Regions from separate parts of the Mus musculus genome. Here regions 1 and 3 are each linked to region 2. A link is a loop called in an ENCODE intact Hi-C map of the cell type or tissue named here. Cell type or tissue: left cerebral cortex. All regions are shown on one strand. Region 1 has its middle 2.5 kb from the start of Whrn. Region 2 overlaps Whrn (whirlin). Region 3 overlaps Whrn (whirlin).

Region 1 (4,000 bases), 78 kb after region 2:
CATGAGAAGAATATAAGCCACACAGGTGCCATCAGGAGCCAAGTCCTGTGCTGGGATAGATCAGCCTGGGCCCCTTCCTCTGGTGCTCTCCGGAGTGGGGGGGGGGGGGGGAGGGGGGAGTGGGGGAAAGCAAGGAGCTGTTATCAGAACTGTAAAGTATGCAAACACACACACATGCATTTAAAACTAAGTCTGGAGTAGGAATGTCACTTGTACCAACTGTTAGGTCCCGCTTGTGATCTTTTCCACACTGAGGGAACAGGGTGAAGGTTACATGACAACTCTATATACAGTCTTTAAAAAAAACATATTTTATATGGAAAGATGTCAGAATACACAGTCTAAAGTCTGTCATCTGATACCCACTCTCCTAAACACTATCACAGGAAAAACTCGGCTTCTAGTCAAAGAAGTGTTCTAAGAAGATCTATAGTGCTTGACCTAGTCACCACTACATGCCATGTGGATCTCTTTAAACCTGAATTGCCTCTCCAGAGGTGTTCTGTGAAAAGCTGGTTTTTTTTCCCCTAAGACTGTCCTGGGTTGCCGTCACAGGAATGAAACGGCTGACTCTGATATGGGAGAAATAGAAAAAGAGAAGGATTATCTGGAGTGGCTTTGAGCTGGCTGCAGAAGGGTGTTTTGTTCCCTGGCTAGTTATTTACCTGTGCACTTGGTCATTCTTCATTCAACATTTGCCAAGCACCCGTTCTGCTGCTTGACCAAGCGGCATATGGTTGATGCTGGAGACCCAGGATAAAGAGTTGAAATCTTTGACCTCAAAGAGTCATAGTCTGGCAAAGGAAAGACGGTGTAGGTCAAGGTTAAAAACAAACAAACATAAAAAAGATAAGCATTAGGAGTGTCAAGATAGACCACAGTGAGGCGAGGAGACTAACAGGAATGGACTTTCTGGGCTGCAGAGATGTTTCCGCGGGTAAAGATATTTGCCACCAAGCCTGACCACCTGATTTTCATGCCTGGAACCAGCACGGTGGAAGGGGGAGAACCAACTCCTGCAAGCTGTCCTCTAATCTTCATGGTGCTTGTGGCACGTGTAGCAACCCTGTAGCACATAATAAACGAATAAGTAAATAAAATATTTTAAAAGAAGAATCTTTCTGAGTAATGGGAAGCCACAGGGAGATTTCTAACACTGTAGTTTAATGCAGTCCCAAAATGGAGGCAAAGAATTAAAGTTCTCCTTTCCCCAAAGCTCTCCCCTTCTTTTCACACAGACCTGAGTTGAATTGATGCCCAGTGAACATATTTCACAGGGCGTCACAAAGTGATGTCTTAAGTAGCCAATTGAGTGACCCTTTGACATCTGTCTTACAGCTCTGCGTGTAGCAGTCCGTGCTATGCATCCTTATTTCTTCTTGCCGACCCTAGTTGAAGTCTTTAATGCAACCAGAACAAGTTATTTAAGGAGAGAATCTGTTCCAACCCCTCCCCTCATGTATTAATGACATACCTCGAAATGCCACCACACGGGACTTAATTGCATGCAGTTCGGGTTTTCTGCAAATGTATTTCATGCTTAGTGTTCAGTTAGTTTGTGTTCTAATTATAATTGCTGTGATTGGTTTGATAAATGCAGCCCAGGAGCTAAGATTCCCCACTCCCAATATTTCCTTTCTGTGCAAAGGATGTTTTCGAGAATATTTTGCTTCGGGCAGCAGAAGCCTCTGTGCTAACAGCCTTAGGGAAAAAGGAAACACTTTCTTCTGCAAACATCGGGCACCATCTGGGAAGGCTGTGCTATTGTTTAGCTTCATAGAGGTTGATCTGAGAGAGCAGAGCGAGAACCGAGGGAAGGACAAATGGGAACTTTCCCATCCATCTTGCATAACCACCTTCGTATCAGTTTGCAGTGTGTCCCTCAGAGAGGCAACGTGTAACTGTGCTCAAACCTCAAGAATCCTATTTCATGAGTGAAGATGTGTTTGTCTGTCAAGAAATAAGCTCTCAGAAATTCAAGCTGCCTGGACTCCTGGGGGCTGTACTGCCTTCAGGCCCTTGAATGAAATAGGAATCAAGAGTTCCTGTTTGGCCTTGGCTGCATACTGCCCTCTTCAGAGCTAAAATAGTATTTTCCTGCAATCGCAGACATCCCCCCACCCCTCCCCTTTTCTAAAGCTAACTTTCACCCCAGTGCTGGAAACTGACCCCACTAGGTACACAGGCTAAATAAGACCTCAGACAACTGATCAATACCCTAAGCCAGGGTTCTCCAAGACAAGATCTCACTGTGCAGCTCAGACTCTCCTGGAACTTGATATGTAGCTCAGGCTAACCTTGAACTCATGATCCACCCGCTTCAACCTTCAAAGCAACACCACATCCAGCACCAAGGCCACTTTTAATTGTTCACTGTTGATAACCAACTTGAGCCAACCCTTCTAGTCCAGATGTTTCTGGAAATCTGGACTTGAGCAACCGGAAAGACAGAGCAGGAGAAAGAATGAATGGTGTTGCCTTTTGTGCTTAGCACAACTTACAAGTGCTGAGATATGCTCGTTGCTGAGCTGGACTTTTGTTTGTTGTTTGACTCTTAGTGACTTCTGCATTACTGTGATCAAAATATCTGACAAAAACAAGTGTGTGTGTGTGTGTGTGTGTGTGTGTGTGTGTGTTTATGTGTGTGTTCATGATTCCAGAAAGTTCAGTCCATCATGGTGATGACACCATAGCCCAGGAATTCACGTCATGACTGGCTAGGAAGTAGAGTGGGACAAGAAATAACCAGGGACCCTATGATTACCAGAGGCTGTCTCCAGTGGCCCACCTCCTGCAACCTGGCCCCACCTCCTGCAACCTGGCCCCACCTCCCAAGTCTCTCAAACCTCCCAATACAGTGTCATCGGCTTGGAGCTAGCTATTCAAACCATAAGCCCTTGGAATTCCTTTTCAGGTTCAGGACACAACGGTTTTGAATGCAAGCTACACGTTTCATGCCCTATGCGTCACATGAAGCATGTGACACACAGGAGGACAGGACATTACTGGTGACTTCCTTCTCCCTCTTTTTATTGCAATCTTTAAAAGCCCTTTTCCATTCATTCCATAGTTATTCGGAGCCTCTCTCCTTCCCTCTAATTCACTGAAATGTCTCCTCAGAAGGTGATAGAGATTAATTTAACTTGAGATGCATTTCCCGTGGGACATATAGAATTATCTGTAGCTGGTGGTTTTTTTTTTTTTTGAACAGCTCTGTTTTAAGCAATTATATGTTTTATTCACTCACTCCTACCAGCAAGTACAAGAGATTCCATCACCACTGTCGTCCTCTTCCTGGTAGAACAGAGAGGATGTAGAGATGCCAGGAGGCAACTATCCTGAGGATGAGAGGGATACCCACATGGAGAGTTGGGCTTTTGGACCAGGAGAGTCTCATTCCAGAGTTTGATTATCAATCTCTGTAGTGTAGAGTCTCCCAGATGTGTGGTTCAGAGATGTCAAGTTGGGCCATCCTTCCTGCTGGGATCAGTCAAGGACCACATTTCTTCCACGAATGTGAATATTTTCTTTAGAGAATTTGAGATGAGAACTCACAGGTTAATAACTCACAGTCCCTGACTGGTAAGCTGACAGTTTGTGCTATAAAGACAGAGTAGAGGCTTAGTAAAGAAAATATCATTGAGAGAGATCCTTCATGGGGAGGATTTGGGGACCTTCAGATTTCTCAGCTCAGATACGGGGGCTCAAAGCTATCCGATGCTGGGTGCCATGGGGAACTCATTCCAGCGTGAAGACTCCTGGCAGCAAGGACATTAACAACCAGAGCTATCGCTGGTGCTGCAGGACCACAGCCTGTCTCTTCTGCAAATGTCAGTGGGGATGGATGATATCAGCAGAGAAATGGGAAACAGTTTCCTCTACGACCGGTAGATAGCACCGACAATATTGATGGAAGCACAGGGAGATAAGAGAGAGGAGAGAAAAGAGAAAGCACCAAAAAACCAGCGAACGACAGGAGAGAGACGGGTATTTATCTTGC
Region 2 (4,000 bases):
CCCTGGCGGCGGGCTGCGGTTCCGTGGTGCTGAGAAGACAATGCCTGAGTGGGCAGCAGAAGACAGAGGTGCGGGGTCCTCCCTCCCTGGCTTCCGTGGCTGGCCAAGCAAGCGGTCATGACCTTGAGCCAGGGGTGGTGGGGGAGGAGGTGGCTTGATACCAGGCAGATCTTCTGAGGGGGATTTGACATCATCCTGCCAAAAGACCCAACAAGAGTAGAAGTCAGAGCCCATAGTGGATGGAGAGGGACAGCGAGTGGTGCTGGACCCGGCAAAGACTGAGTCCCTGCTCCTCAGCTCCTGGCCACACTGCTTTGAATAATGCAACGCTCAGTGGAAAACTGTTCCCTGCATCTCAGCAGCTGAGGAGCGCCAGGATCTCGGCAGGTGTCTCTGGGGACCCACTCGATTCCTTAGGGAATCGAAGTTCTTGGCATCAGCAGGGGCTCATCACAAGTGACAAGACTTAATTAGCCACGGGGTGGGACAGGAGGAGACAGGGTGGCAGGGTGGCCATGGACAGGGTGCATCTCCGAGCGTAGTGGACCCACTAGAAGGTTTAAGCAGGGATGAGAACAGCAGCGTGCATGATGTGCCAGCAGGGTGCCTGAGGTGCAGGGTGCAGTATGCGCAGAAGTGGATCACGGCCACCAGCTCCTGGGACCTCCTTAGGCCAGTGTCCACACTTGGAAAGCTCTGACAGCCACAGAGAGACTGTCTCCATGCTTTGACCAAACCACTTGACTTCTTCTGGCCCCCAACTGTGAGCAAGGTGCAGGGTTTTCATGTTACAGATGAGAAAACACTGACACAGAGGGTCCAAGAAGCTTGCCCAGTGCCACACAGGCAACAGAGCAGGCAATCAGCTGGGTTGGTGGGGTCTCCGTAGAGACTCTATCCTACCACCCACCCCGTGTCCCCTCTCTGTGGCCAACCCTGAGAAGAGCCCAGGGGTCATGAACAAAGAAGAGAGTGCAGCAAAGCAGGGCCTTACCACAGACACATCCGGGAGAGCGTTGGTGCTGCCCTGGGTGGTCTCACCGGTTCCTTCCAGGTCTAATGTATTCTAGAAACAGGTGGACAAGCAACAAGCTGAGCAGGCGAGAGCAGAGCTCATCTGTTTCATGGACCTGGAATCTAGGACCTTATGACACCTTCCGATGGCAGAGGCAACCCTGACACACCCCTCTGTAGATATTTTTCTCACCCATTCAAAGCGGTACGGTGACATTTTCTGTTAGTCTCTTCGAAGTAAATTTTTTTTTATTATTTTCTTGAGACAGGATCTCATATGCTGCTCTCACTTTAAACTTGCTGTGTAGCCTAGGATGACCTCGAATTGATTCTCCTTTTTGTCTACCTTACAGAGCACTGGGATTAGAGGCATTTGCCAATTCATTCAGTGTATATGATGCCGGGAACTGAACACAAGTCTTTACATAAAACAATAAAAACAACAACAACAATAATAACAACAACAACACTCTATTAACTGAGCTACACTCCAAGCCAGGAAGTTCATTTTTCTTTGGGACTTCCTGATCGTTTTCAGGCCTTCATTGAGCGAGCTACCTGGAGATGCTTGGGATATCTTAGGTTTGAGCTTTAACAGACGCAGCTCTCTCACATCTAGTGGCAGACAGAATGCTGGGGGTGGGGCACACAGAACAAAAGAGGAGTGTATAAGGGTGCTGTTCCAAGTGGATCCCATCTTTAAAACTATCCATGTCTTCCTCCCTTCATCCTGTGTGTTAGACAGGGCAGTCGGGGGAGGGAGAGAGGCACGCACAGAGATTATTTAGGGCATCACATGGCTAACAGCACCAAATACACTGGGGGGGGGCAGCCACCAAGGAAGACTTCCTAGATTGGGCAGGCGGACAAGGCCCGACTGTGGGCAGGGAGCCATGTTTCCGACACTGGGAACTGTGTGTGCATAACCAGGGAAGAACACAGAGACTGCCTGAGGACTTTCTGTCAGCTCTTGATTACGCCTGGACTTGGGCCTGAGGGCAGTGGGGCTGCCTCGGAGATGAGGTCGTTTGCTTTCCACAAAGAAAATTAATTTTGCTCACAACATCCCCTCCTGCCAAGCGCACGTACTATAGGCACTGTGGCCAGCCCTTCTTACTCCCTTTGCTATGGTTTGACTGCAGGAAGCTCTGCTGGCTTCCAGGTTACCTCCTGCATGGGCAGGCCTATCTGAGCAGCCCACCACTCCCCTTGCTCCACTCTCCTCCCTCACTCCACCCTGCTCCCCACCCAGTAGCCAGACAGTCCTTGGAAAAGAATTCAAGGAATGTTCATCCCCACCTCAGGCAAAGCCAAAAACTCACATGATTGCTGGCCCTTTCTTGCTCCCATACCTGCTGCCCCAGGGCCTTTGCACTAGCTGTCCTGGCACCTGCACCATTCGGGATTCACTTCCATTTCTCCTTTAGTTCTCGGTGCCGGAGGCCTCCCAGACCAGCTCTGTCTACATGGGCACCGTACATACTATCAGCTGTCTACCCCGACCCCATTCCACTTTTCTGTACACAGGTCACAATGTGGCTTTATTATCTCTTATTCCTGCTGGATATAAACTCAGGCAGGACTTGGACTACTGTGCCTGCTGTGCTCAGTTCCGTGGCATCTACACGGTAAATGAATGAGTCTCTACGAGTGAAAGGATTGCCTGCTTTAGCTGCTGGAAGCAGAGGCTGAGCAAGCTGAACATTGATGAGGGAGGTGCCGTGTTCTTTGCAGGGGCCATTAATGACAGCTGCAATAAGGGGGAAACACGAGTTGGAGGCAGGAGGCCCAGACTTTACTGCCCTGAGGCAGAGCTTCCTGTAATATGGATTCCTTTCTCAGAAGCTTGGGTAACAGGGGCCATGTTTGCAAAAGCCAGCGATGAAGCCACATGCAGCACTGAGTCCTCTTCTTGGGCCACCCCTGAGCTTCTTGGGCTCACATCCTTGCTCCTTCTCCAGCATGACATGCTACCTGCCTCAGGGCCTTTGCACAAGCTCTTGAGCTCTGCCTCTTACGGCTGTGTGACAACAGGCAAGTCATAGAACCTCTCTGTAAAACCAGGTAGCCCACTAGGTCATACTGCTGATCTAGTAACCCTAGGTGGCTCTTCCTACAGGCCCTGGCACTGTACTTGGGAAGCCTAGGAAGTCTTGCAAACTGCCCCCACAGTGAAGGGACTGCAAAGTATACCTTGGCCCCTAGGTGACCAGTTTCTCAGTGGGAAAGGTCATCATGGTGTCTTCCCATAATCCCTTGCCAACTGCCATCAGCACAGTGCTCCCTGGAAATTATCCAAGATGGGTGGGCATCAGAGAGACCCTCTTCAGGTGAGGTGAGGGACAAGGCCAGTTTGTCCATGCAGAATCTATGAGTAGTGTCTACTCCAAGGACAAAAGAAGCTTCTGCCATAGGCAGGCATGGCCAGTGTTATCTGCTACAGGGGATGCTGGGAGTCAGGGTGAGGCTCAGACGACTACAATTAGGTGAAGCTGTCCTGTTCTGGACATCAGGAGCCCGGAGCATCATTCAGCAAACACTGACCGTGATTTAGGAAGAGGCGAGAAGGGTTTGAGGGTCATGAAAGTCCAGGTTGAAAACTAGGTGCCTGGCTCTTCTCCATCCCTTAGCGTATGCACTTTCCCCTATCATCTGTCACCTCTCCTATGACTACAGATCATAGAGGAGTGCGATAGGTCCAAGGTGGCATGGCCATTGTTCTGGCTAATTTTCTAACAACTTAGCACAGGCTAGCATCATCTGATAGGAGTGAACGTCAAGTGAGAAGATGCCTCCATAAGAAGGGACTGTAGGTAAGCCTGTGGAGTATGTTCTTAATTAGTGATTGATGGGGGAAGGACAGCCCACTGCCATACTTAGGCTGGTGGTCTCAGGTTCTATAAGAAAGGAGGTCAAGCCACGTGAGCAAGTCAGTAAGCAGCACCCCCGTCACACACACACACACACACACACACACACAAACAGC
Region 3 (4,000 bases), 66 kb after region 2:
AGACAGGCAGGTGTGTGGAGACTCCTCCCAAAATGGTTCTCACAGGGAACTGAAAATACACGTGTCAAACTATAAACAGAAAACACTTTCTGGTAGATGGATTATCATTAATCTAAAATCTCTCTGCTTTTCTCTCTTTTTTTATTTTTAGATTTATGAATCTGAGTGTTTTACCTGCATGCACATGTGTGCACACCACATCCAAGCTTAGTAGGTATAGAGGTCAGAGAAGGGTATTGATCCCCCGAAACGATAGTTAGGTATTGGCTATGAACTGCCCTGTTGGTGCTGGGAACAGAAGCCAGGTCTGCAAGAGCAGCAAAGCTCTTAACCTCTCTCCGGGTTCCTCTTTTTTTTTCTTCTTCTTATGTATGTGCTTTTCTGAACCTGAGAAATGACTTCATTTATTATTGTGTGTCTGTATGGCTTGTGTATAAGGTACGTGTGCATATGTACATGGGGATAAGAAAACAAAATTATGGACTCTTATCTTTTTCCACCTTTATGTGGGTCTTAGGAATTGAACCTGGTTGCCAGGCTCCATATTAGCCCTTCTATTAGCTGAGGTATCTTGCCAGCCTACCATTTTTCAACTGAACCCTTATGTTGCAGGTCATTCAAATAAATAAAGAGGAACACACACACACACACACACACCTATACAAGCATTTTACTTTAAAGACTCAGGCAGACTTTTCCAAGGAACATAGCAAATTGGACCTTAGTTTTGTCCAATCAAATGAATGGTGGGTGACCAGCAGCTTTGTACAGGGGTGAGCCCCAAGTCTGCTGATCCTGCTTTGATGGTGCATGGATAAAGTCAGGGGATGCACCATACAAGATGATTCAGCAGTCACTGGACTATGCTTATTGAGGTGGGAAGAGCAGGGGATTGAGCTGAGCTGATCATCATCTAGCAGAGAATTTTCATGGACAGTGCACAAAAATAACACCCTGACAAAGCCAGGTATAGTGGCACATGCCTTTAATACCAGCACTGAGGCAAAGGCAGGAAGATCTTTGTGAGTTCGAAGCCAGCCAGGTCTAAGTAGAGAATTCCAGCCCAGTGAGGGGTGCATAAAGAGACCTGATCTCAAACCAAGCAAAGCCAAGCAAAACAAACAAACAAACAAACAAACAAACACAACCCAAAAATCCAACACTGACAAAGGTCAGGGCGTCACCAGTGAGGAAGAACAGAAAGTTAAAAGGACAGTTAAAGAGTCAGTGTGACTCTTCTCCCTAAAGTCTACCATGAAATACAGCCACCTAGGAAAGGCAAGGTGGCCAGAACCTCAGTTTTCTGCCTCCTTGTAAGCTTCCTCATCAAATGGCTGCACAGAGATGGATAAGGTAGACGGAAGTGATGACAGAGAGCAGACAGGCGGGGGGTGGGGGTGGGAAGGTGCACTGAGGCCTGGTGTGTATGAGTTACACTTCAGGACCTTCAGGACCAGTTGTTGCTGTTTGCAGGTAAAAGCAGATGAGACTAAGCACCAAGGGGACTGAGTTAAAGAGTATGCCCCTTGCCTTGAGATCTTCTAACTCAAGAGAGAAGGCAAGCCCCAAACAGAATAGAAGGCAGAGCAGAGGGGCACACTTCCAGGAGGGCAGCAGTGATGAGGAGGAGGAAGAAGAAGAAGAGGAGGAGGAGGAGGAGGAAGAAGAGGAGGAGGAGGAGGAGGAGATGTTCTGAGATTCTGTACTGGGGCTGGAGCCATCATCCCCGTAGGAGATAGGCAAAGGCATGGCAAGGCTACTGATGATGGGGAGTGTCAGCTTATGGAGTCAAAAGAAGGACATCAGAGACAGGTGAGGAAGGAGAATAAAGAATCCATATGTATTAACCATAGGTAAGCCTGGGAGAAGTCTTGGGACAAGAACTGGGGGGACAGCGGGACTCCAGGAGGAGAAGTTATGAAAGTGCTGGTATTTGCAGAGAGGAGGAGAGGAAGGCAGGCAAGGAGAATAAGCTGAGTTCACACACTACAAAGGAGCCCCGCCCACCCCCATCTGAGCCAGAAGATTAAAGGGCAGAAGGAAAGTCCCTATTCTAACGTCTGAGAGCACTCTTGCATAGCTACATGGGAGATGAACTTCTAAAAACTGGACCATATTTCTTAATCAGAAACCTCTTAAAGTGGCCTTGCGTACCATTTCAGATGTGGTTTAAATCAATTACAAGGTTTTTTTTTCTTCTTCTTCAGTACAAAAAGCCTGCGCTATCAAATCAAACTCTCACCTGCGTTAATTGCTTTAATGGGCTCTGGAAATAGCAGCCTCCTCTCCTCAGGCATGGGGACCCCTGGGGAGCCCATCAAGGAAGGATGCTGAGAAGACCAGGGACAAACAAGGCTGGCCTCTCTGGGCTGCTAGGCCATGCAACTGTCCCATCAGCCTCCCATTATTTAAGGCCTCACAGGAAAATATTCAGAAGGCAGGTGGGAACTCCCAGTTCCATTTATCCACCGAGCTTTCCTGTGGCTATAAAGCAAAACTGTAGATACCAGAAGCCAGATAGGAGTCATTGCATTTTAAGAGAAACATGGAGACGCCGACTACACTGTGCACATGACTCTGCAATTCAAGCAGCTACAGGCGACAGCACAGGCCCCAAGTCCCGCTATGTTTCTTCCAATAATACTTAAAAGCAAAGCAAAACAAACAAGCAACAGAACCCAAGTAATTAAGCTGGCACACTAAAAGGTTTTCAAAACCACATTAGAGCCACTGATATTTTCCACTGTGGTGCTTGCAAGTGGGATCCATGGCCAGATTTTTCCAACCTTGACTAGGCAATGAGATAATGAACAATGGCGTGCTTGTGAGGATCGTGAGTTATATTCAGCACTGGGGATGTCTGAGTCACAGAGAGATGAGGAGGCCTGCCCAAGATCACAGCTAAGAGGTGAATCCAGACCCATCTCCAAACTCCATCTACAGACCACTTTCCCTTAGGAAACCATGTATCAGCTGACCTTACACACGAGGACGATGCTCAAAGGGTGGATGGGGTTGCGTGGGGTTTGAGGGTGGCCAGGTGGGCCCAACTTGTTAATTCTATTTCGAGATAGGGTCTCCTATAGCCCAGGAATTAGAGAACTCCACATGTAACCAAGATGACCTTGAATTTCTGATTCTCCTGCCTCAATTTCTCCAGTGCTGGACCTATAGGTGTGTACCCCACCACGCACAGTTTATGTGGTCCTACAGATTGAAGCCAGGACTTCACGTATATGGGGCAAGCCCTCTACCCAGTGAATCCATCCCCAGCACCTCTGGGTAAGTATGTGTGTGGATAAATGTTGTTAGAGGTGGGGAATCCTAACACAAGCAGAACTTCCCAAACTTCAGTGTGGGTGGGACTTGAGCTTGACTGGAGGCGTGGTTAACAATTCTAACTCTGGCTTAAAGATTAACATGTGTGAATTAACAACTTGGCAGCACACTCTAGATAATTATAAATACCCCTGTTTCCTACTAGTTAGTTTGCTTATTTATTTATCTATTATTTGTTTATTTAGAATCTTTCTATACAGTCCAGGCTGGCCTGGCTCTATCTGTGAAACTTAGGTTGGCCTCAAATACATGGTCCTGCCTTGCCCTCTTGGAGAATTGGTTCTAGGCATGTGCCATCATACCTGGTTGCAAATGCCCTTTCTAACCTCACTTTTCTATGTCCCTTCTTGCAGCCTGCAGCTTTAGAACCCAGGAACAAGGCCATCTTGGGACTACTACTTGGGTAAGGCTGATACATTCGTTTTGCATTCTGAGTCAAGAGGATGCTGATATTAGCAAAGTCAGGTGGGGAGGGAAGAAGAACCACGAAGCTGGCTGCCAGCTGAAGCCGGGCCACAGCCAACTTAGCAGAAGGAAGAGGGATTCTCAGCGGAGAAGGAGGCAAAGGTGCTGGGACTGGGAAAGAAAAGAAACGGATTCACTTCTACAGTCCTGAAGGATGCTGCGTTTGAAGGGCAGGTGTGGTTACTGGAGGCCTAGC

The links. Hi-C counts contacts between places; a loop is a spot of excess contacts. Peaks named below come from ENCODE experiments on the same cell type or tissue, not always from the same donor. Only the 100,000 strongest peaks of a DNase experiment are listed, where the experiment ranks them.
Region 1: a loop joins it to region 2, with 3 times the contacts of the local background. A loop is called at or near these places in 26 of 42 quality-filtered maps.
Region 3: a loop joins it to region 2, with 3.0 times the contacts of the local background. A loop is called at or near these places in 23 of 42 quality-filtered maps.

Annotation. Positions count from the first base shown.
Region 1 is chr4:63,496,505-63,500,504 of GRCm38, forward strand. No RefSeq gene overlaps it. Among named protein-coding and RNA genes, the nearest start is that of Whrn, 2.5 kb to the left of the region's middle. In left cerebral cortex, a CTCF peak has its summit at 2,071 (motif pointing left); no DNase peak of the experiment used is centred here; H3K4me3 peaks cover 15 bases.
Region 2 is chr4:63,418,428-63,422,427 of GRCm38, forward strand. Whrn (whirlin) reads right to left here. Exons shown (of 12, transcript NM_028640.2): 8 at 995-1,066; 9 at 1-195. Among named protein-coding and RNA genes, the nearest start is that of Akna, 17 kb to the left of the region's middle. In left cerebral cortex, no CTCF peak of the experiment used is centred here; a DNase peak (open chromatin) is centred at 1,919.
Region 3 is chr4:63,484,714-63,488,713 of GRCm38, forward strand. The region is part of intron 1 of Whrn (whirlin); the gene reads right to left. Among named protein-coding and RNA genes, the nearest start is that of Whrn, 9.3 kb to the right of the region's middle. In left cerebral cortex, no CTCF peak of the experiment used is centred here; DNase peaks (open chromatin) are centred at 1,985 and 2,779.